Linked DNA regions of Homo sapiens: region 1 is linked to region 2. A link is a contact called in ENCODE Hi-C or POLR2A ChIA-PET data. All regions are on one chromosome and are shown on one strand. Each heading gives the region's core, a stretch centred on a gene start or an enhancer-like site at or near the end of the contact. The rest is flanking DNA. Distances are from core to core; before and after follow the strand shown. Region 1 overlaps CAB39 (calcium binding protein 39). Region 2 overlaps SP110 (SP110 nuclear body protein).

Region 1 (3,721 bases), core at 1,072-3,571, 620 kb after region 2:
TTAAGGCTGGTTCTTAGAGATTGCCATTTCTGCTCCTGAGCTAGTGCGGGGCCCAGGATGATCTCTCTGTCTGTGGTTTAGGTATACCCTGGAAAGCTAGCATTTCACTCCCTCTCCTATGGGCTTGTTAGCCTTGTAACAAGTGGCTGTTCAGAAATGCCACTTGGAGTCCAGTTCTCCATTTGTTGATTTCTTGTGCAGCTTTCCGATTGTAAGATTCACTGGAAAGATCCGTCTGTTTTGTACAGTAGTGTAATGAAGTTCTGATCTCTGAACTACTGTATCATGTGATACTTAGTACCTTCATTATTAATCTATATAAAGTCTTCCCTAAACAGGCCTAGTTTAATTGGAAGATAGGTCTACTTTCCATTAAAGCCCAGCTTCATACAGAATTATTCCATTTTTAATATAGCAGCAGAGTATATTTTCCTCTCCTTCCATCACTATGAAAGGAAAGCACATATAGTGTTCCCAATGTAAGCATCTTATTTGAAGCTGCTTGTTCCATTTGGGTGGAATTCAGATCCCTTAGATTGTTAACATATTGCAGGGTTTTGTTTCTCATATCAGAGTCAGCGTGATCCTGAGACTTAGAAATGGTGGAAATTATATGTGGAATATAGTCAACCCATTGTTGTTTTTGTCAACACATTGTTCATGTTAAAAATAGTACACTAGTAAACTTACAATTTGGAATTACAAATGAAGAGATAATTTAATGTCTATGAATGTGTTAAAGTCAGATATTCAGTCATAACAATAAGTACAATGGCCTTATTCGAGTTCATTTGGGAGGGTGAATGAGCATTTTGATGTTTGGTCAGGAAAATGTGTTAATGATTGTATTCCTAATAGGGCAAAAAAGACGTGGCTCAAATTTTCAACAATATTCTCAGAAGACAAATTGGTACGAGAACTCCTACTGTTGAATACATCTGCACCCAACAGAATATTTTGTTCATGTTATTGAAAGGGTATGTACAATGTAATAAAATTTGTATTCTCAGTTGAACATAAAGGAAGGATTGCCTTGGGAAAAAAAACAGGATGCTGAATGTGGGAAGCATTTTCTCTGTAGTTAGATAATTTTTCCATAGATTTTGAACACATTTCCCTCCTTGAAATTCAACTTGTGAGCTAAATTGAATTTGAAAATGCCCTACAGGTGGGAATTTAAAATTAGGTGAATTCTGAGCTTTTAAATTCACAAATCCAGCATGACTGAAGGAAAAAATAATAATTCTCTGTGGTCTTATTTCTGTTCTCTAGGATTTAAAAAAGTTGAATTTCATTGAAGTATCAGTTAAGTTATATATTGAAAGACATCTCCTTTGGACATAATACGCACGCTGTAAGGCAGTAAAAGCTGCCTCTTAAATGGAGCATGGATTCTCTACAGCTTTACTTTGTTGAGTCAGCAAAGTACATGTTTATGAAGTAGTGTCCTTTGATTTTTACCTCTCTGTGTCCACTTACTAATCCATATAATTTGGTAATTCACAGTGCATCTTCCTGAAATTACTACTGGTCTAAGCAGGCATTAATGTTTGGGTAGTCTTGTCAGTTTAAAAAAGCCTGAAAACCGAACCATAGAACCAAATGCCCTTCTCCCTCATCCCTGAGCCTCATTGACTGGCAAGGTAACCTCCTGCTGTTTCACACCAGAGTTGTGTGCCAGCCCCGGGTATGGTGTGCATCTGTTTGTCCCAACATTGGTGGTGGTCTGTTCTATTAAGTTGGTGGGCAGGCATGTTCCTGGCATGACTGTTGGTGTGAATCAGCTTGCTCTACTCCTCCTGGCTTTATAGCTTGCCTCAGTCTGATTCACGTCTCTGCGGTTTAACACTTCCCCCAAGTTCAAGCTTGTTTAGACAAAGTGTGAGTCAGTGCCTGTGTTGCACGCCAGCGTTCTGTTTCCCTCTTTCTATTTCTAACCATCTGTGTTACTTCTTCAGATTTTGGGATACAGAACTTTTGGCATCTAATTTTGTGTTGTATCAATTCAGAGTTGTATGTAAAAACATGTAGTGAGCAGTGTGAAATTGTGGTGATCTTAGAGCAGCTTTCAGGTGCCTTTGTGTGTTTTTAAAGCCCATATTTCCTTTTCCATAGAAACCAAGGATTATTAAAATCAATACATTAGTTAACTCTGCTGACATTTTTCACTTCAGAGTAATCAGAGGCATGATATGAATGTTGTTAAATGGCATGTCAAGAAAGACTTTTGAGATACAATTTACAGTTTAGAGCTCTCACCTGTGCTGGCCAGAGCAGACACTTCCAGCCAGGAAGTAGCATGGAGAATGCAACTGGTGGGCCCACCGGAAGCCCCGCCCACCTCCTTTGTTGTGAAAAATATACGTACAACTAGAGGGAATATGTAACATACCGGTTCCTACCCTAAACCCAGCTTCAACAGTTACGAATGTTCTGTCATTCTTGTTCCTCTAGTCCTTGCCCCCTTTTTCCTCTGACACATGACATCACTCAGTATGCATCCCTAGTACGCATTACAAAACACAGTATAACACAGTTACGTTACCATTTGCAAACCTAATGTCTAATGCCCAATCTACAGATTTCCTCAATTTTCACAAAAATGGCATTTTACAGTTCGTTTATTTAATATTACTTCCAGGCTGGACATGGTGGCTCACGCCTGTAATACCAGCATTTGGGAGGCCAAGGCGGGTGGATCACTTGAGTCCAGGAGTTTGAGACCAGCCTGGGCAATATGGTGAAACCCCGCCTCTACTAAAAATACAAAAATTAGCCGGGTGTGGTGGCACACACCTGTAATCCCAGCTATTCGGGAGGCTGAGGCACAAGAATAGCTTGAACCCAGGAGATGGAGGTTGCAGTGAGCCGAGATTGCGCCACTGCACTTTAGCCTGGGTGACAGAGCAAGACTTGATTTCCAAAAAAAAAAAAAAGTTCCAAACAAGGCCCACAAACTGAATTTGGTTAATACTCTGAGCTCTCTTTTAATCTATAATAGTTAATATTATGCCATCTCTTTGTTGAAGCCTGGATTGTTTGTTTTGTAGAAAAATCATATATTTTAGACTTGGCATTCCTGTTGCTTCTGTAACATGTTCCACTATCTGCTAGTGATTTAACTGGTAGATAGTTAGATCTGGCTTTTTTTTATTAGATTCGGATTCACTTTGAGGGGGGCAAAAGTTCATGGATGGTGCTGTGTGCTTCATATTGGGTGGCACTGGTTATCCCATTTCTGGTGATGTTCGGATTGACCGGTGGATGCAGGTGTCCTCAGTCTGTAATCTGTCCATTACAAAATTCTCATTGACCTTTCACCTCCTGGTTTTAGTTTCCATTGAGAATCATTGCCTAGATTCAGAATGGCAGTTTCCTGATTCTGTTATTTCTTCTTCATATAATTAAATTGTTTCTATAAAGAAGAACCCTTCTTCCTTGATGACTTAGTTATCCCAAAATAGTCTCATTTTTTAGTATAATCAGGTATTTTTTTTTTAGTATAATCAGTTGATGACCTGGCCACTTCCTTAGATAAGTATTGAGTTGTTTTAAGGATCATTATAAACTCACGTTTTTGTCTTTTTAAAAATTATATTTGATATGTCTCAATCCATTCCAGTCATTACTTTCTTGTGTCCAAGTTGCCCCATCTTTGGCCCTTGGGAACTCCTTCAAGTTGCCTTCTGTGTTGTTTTGGCAAGACCCCATCAGTCTGTGA
Region 2 (3,806 bases), core at 560-3,059:
GGAAGTATTAATTTTTTTTTTTTTTAGTGTAGATATAGACTTTTAAAGGTAAAAAGAAAGAATAAAGATGGAGGGTGTGATAATCCTATGAAGTGTCTGGGTTTGGGTCCTGAGGGCAGCCAATTACATCCCAGACTCACTGGCAATCAACAGTCCAAGCCAGGGTCCCATCAGCTGAATCCTGAGGTGGGGATGCTTCAGTCTTTACAGAACAGGGTCAAGGAAGAGTCCAGAAACCGCCGTCATTGGCTTCATGAAAACCGAGCACGTCTTTGAGATCTTTTTCAAATTCTGCCTCTAAGTCAAGTCCTACCTGGCCAAAGTCAGAAGCCTGAAAGAGAAAAAAGCAAACAAACACATTGAAGGATGAAGGATTACAGCCATCAAATCACTCATACTTTTTTTTGTGTTTTTGTTTTTGAGTCAGGGTCTTTCCCCGTCACCCAGGCTGTGGTGCAGTGGCACCGTCATGGCTCACTGCAGCCTTGAATTCCTGGGCTCATGTGATCCTCCCACCTCAGCTCCTGAGAAGCTGAAACTACAGGCACATGCCACTATGCCCAAAGTTTTAAAACATTTTTTTCTCTTTCAGAGATCGGGGTGAGGAGGCCTTGCTATGTTGCTCAGGCTGGTCTCAAACTCCTGGCCTCAGATGATTCCCTCACCTCGGACTCCCAAAAAGCTGGGATTACAGATGTGAGTCACCATGCCCAGCCTCACTCTTATTTTTTTAGGAGCCCAGCAGTAAGGCAGAATGGATGGGGAGATGCTGCTACTAAAATGTTGAAAAGCATGAGACTCCAGCTGGTTGTTAATTTCCACCTGACAGGCGATTTAGACTGAAGGGTTAGTTTTGATCATGGCAAATCTGAGCATGATGCAAAATAGCTTAACAATTTTTGTAAATGCATTTCTTGGAAGCCCACTCGCTGAGGAAGGATGACCCTCTGTTCTCCAGGACTACGGATATGCCAGGCACTGAGTGGCTCTCTGGTCAACCCTTTCTCCCTGCAGCTCCATGAATGGGTACCAGTTTACAATCTGTGGTTTGTGAACATGCCAACTCCTGGCATGGAAGAAGGGAAGGAAGCTGGGTGGAGATGAAAATCTTCCTTAGGTACCTCCCAAGAAATATCTGTACAAGTGAGGATAAAAATCAGGAAAAACCAAAGTTACAAATGTCTGGGATTGCAGGATAGCTCAACCAGCTGTCCCTCCCTAGTAAAGGAGGATGAAACCAACATTGGATCTGAAGGCAATTCCAGATGTTTGAGTCCAATGAGAAATTTATGTGTAAAAATATGCAAGCCTGATTATCCAGGAAGTTTAATTGATTTTATGTTGTTTACTTATTTATTTTCATATTTCTGAGGCAGGAAGAACAATGTAGGCATAAACTGCCTTTCCTTCCAGTTTGAACAAAGAGGCTGGATGCCATTTACTGCTCTCGTTGGGAGCGAGCTGCCGATCTGGGAACAGAGCATGGTTTTTTTCAGCTTCTGTTCCAGAGATCCCTCCCCTGTCCTGCTTGCTGTTCTTTTTGCCACTCACTCCTTGCCTCCAGGAATGCCGAGGTGGTTTTTTTTCTGTAATCCTTGTCTTGTTTGAGCTCTCCCCAGGCTGAAACTGAGTGTAATACTTGCAAAATTCTGCTGTCCCAGAAATTAGGGGAAAGTAGAAAAGACGCAAAAAGGAAGCAGGAAATGCTCTTTACCTTGTAAAATGTTTTATGGTTGCGAAACATCAGGCGCATGTCTCGCACAAACCATGCCACCGTGTACATTTCCGTAATCAGCCTTTCCTTAACCAGGTCCAACCACATTGCTTCCTGAAAGGGCTCACCGTAATCTCGAATCTTGGGGACAAAGCCACCAGAGGTGACGTTAGCACAGCTGTCATCACTGGAATGGATCCAACTTAAATACAATCCAAGCCTTCATTTCCAGGGTCATAATGATAATACCATTTGACCTCTTTAAGCCAGCTATTGTTCTAGGCACTAGATAAACTAAATTCTAAGCCAAGTATATGAATATGTAATCTCCACATTTATGGGTACCATAAATAATAATGCCCATTTCATAGATGAGGAAACCGAGGGATGGAGAGGTCAAGGAACCTACCCAAGATGTCTCAGCAAGAAAGTGGTAGAGCTGAGATGGGAACCCACACAGTTTGGCATCTATGACTCTTTTTTTTCTTTTGAGATGGAGTCTTGCTTTGTCACCCAGGCTGGAGTGCAGTGGTGCGATCTTGGCTCACCGCAACCTCTGCTTCCTGGGTTCAAGCGATTCTCCTGCCTCAGCCTCCTGAGTAGCTGGGATTAGAGGTGCCTGCCACCATGCCTGGCTAATTTTGTATTTTTAGTAGAGATGGGGTTTTGCCATGTTGGCCAAGCTGGTCTCAAACTCCTGACTTCAAGTGATCTGCCCGCCTTGGCCTCCCAAAGTGCTGGGATTACAGGCGTGAGCCGCTGAGCCCAGCTGGCATCTGTGACTCTTAATCTCTAGTAGGAAAGACATTCTTCCTAAAGAGAAGATGAAACAGATACACAGGAGGAGAAGCAACTTGCCCGGTATCCCAGAGCCCGTGAGCAGTGGGGTGGAGTTTGAACCAGGTAGTCCCTCTCCAGAGTGTGCAGCAAAATCCCTGCTGCCCCGCTCCACTGCTGCCACGCTGCCCTTCTCTTCTGTTCTCCAGCTTCCTGAGCAAACTGCAGCACCTGCCAGATCAGCCCCCAAATTTCTCCAAATGCATTTTATGCAAGAGAACCGTAAAATGTGACTTACATTAAATGGGATGCCCGTAAAAAAGGAGCTTTGTGGATGACAGTAGGCCTTCAAGAGGAGGAACTCACATTTCTGTAAAATGTGAAGAGGGCTTGAAAGTGAAATGCAGCTTAGAAACAGTGAAGCCAGGCGAGTGTCTAGACATGCACACGGATGGGGCAGCCAAGCCCAGTCAGCATTCCAGCCATGCTTCCCAAGGCGCACAGGGTGTGTGGGATTTTGTTTAGACTCTGAGTTTGGGCATTAAATCGTCATCCTTTAAAGGGAGACATTGAAGGCTCCCTTTGGTACATTGCCCTGACCCTGTGCCTGTTTGTGCTTCTCGTGTGAGAAGGGAAAAGTATAGGTTTGGGGTTTGCATCCAACTCACCAGCTGGTCCTGAGGCTGCATCTGCCTCTCCAGGGTCTTAGATACATGATGGCACTGTTGGCTTCCTGAAGACCTCTTCATCCTGCAGAAGGTGCAACTCCACAGCATCCTGAGAGGTTGGACACAAGGTGAGCAGAGGGCAAAGCCCCTGGAAATGGCCACCATTCCTGTGGCTGCCACTGTCTTCCCTCAGGAAGGATGGGCTCAGCCATGAGGGTGGGACACCTCCCAGAGTGTCCAAGATCCCCACATGGGGTCTCCAGCATTGGCCCTTCCCTCGCATCAGTGGTAGCGGCAGGCGGGCAGCCTGAGGAAGGTGGTGTCACTGTTAAGTGTGGGCTCTCTTTTCCCTGTCTGAGCTGCTGGGAGCACAAAGGAACCCTGCCTGCCAGGCTTGAGTGTCAGAATCTGGGCTTTCACCTGCAGGGACCTCAGGCCTCCATCAGCCAGGTGAGACTATGGTGAAATGTGTGACAAGCCGTGCTTCCTGTCTTTCCTCAACAGGCACAGAACATAAGCTGGCTTTTCCCGTCCCCTCCTCCTTTTGGACAGGAGTCCCTGCTGTCCAGGGAATAGCATACTAGGAAAGGGCACTTCCAGGGGCAGAAGCAGTGTGGGGCCAAGAGGCTCACTGGCAGTCTCAGAGA

What was found. A loop is a pair of places that touch in the nucleus more often than their neighbours do. ChIA-PET counts read pairs that join two places held with the same protein, here RNA polymerase II (POLR2A). Pooled maps may share reads with other maps.
Region 1: a loop to region 2 is called in a pooled map, with 2.2 times the contacts of the local background. The contact joins two enhancer-like sites. A Hi-C loop is called at or near these places in 1 of 37 single-sample maps with no recorded cell type and 4 of 50 pooled maps. POLR2A ChIA-PET finds 5 or more read pairs at or near these places in 4 of 52 experiments (K562, activated T-cell, activated naive CD8-positive, alpha-beta T cell and 1 more).

Annotation. Positions count from the first base shown.
Region 1 is chr2:230,792,355-230,796,075 of GRCh38, forward strand. CAB39 (calcium binding protein 39) reads left to right here. Exons shown (of 9, transcript NM_016289.4): 4 at 859-977. Among named protein-coding and RNA genes, the nearest start is that of ITM2C, 71 kb to the right of the region's middle. RefSeq lists an enhancer at 922-2,121. Within about 2 kb of position 2,322, at least 32 of the 41 ENCODE cell types and tissues checked have a DNase peak (open chromatin) inside an H3K27ac peak, as active enhancers do.
Region 2 is chr2:230,168,907-230,172,712 of GRCh38, forward strand. It overlaps SP110 (SP110 nuclear body protein), which reads right to left. Exons shown (of 19, transcript NM_080424.4): 16 at 3,160-3,268; 17 at 2,790-2,861; 18 at 1,715-1,855; 19 at 1-331. The coding sequence ends at 218. Among named protein-coding and RNA genes, the nearest start is that of SP110, 49 kb to the right of the region's middle. Within about 2 kb of position 1,810, at least 4 of the 41 ENCODE cell types and tissues checked have a DNase peak (open chromatin) inside an H3K27ac peak, as active enhancers do.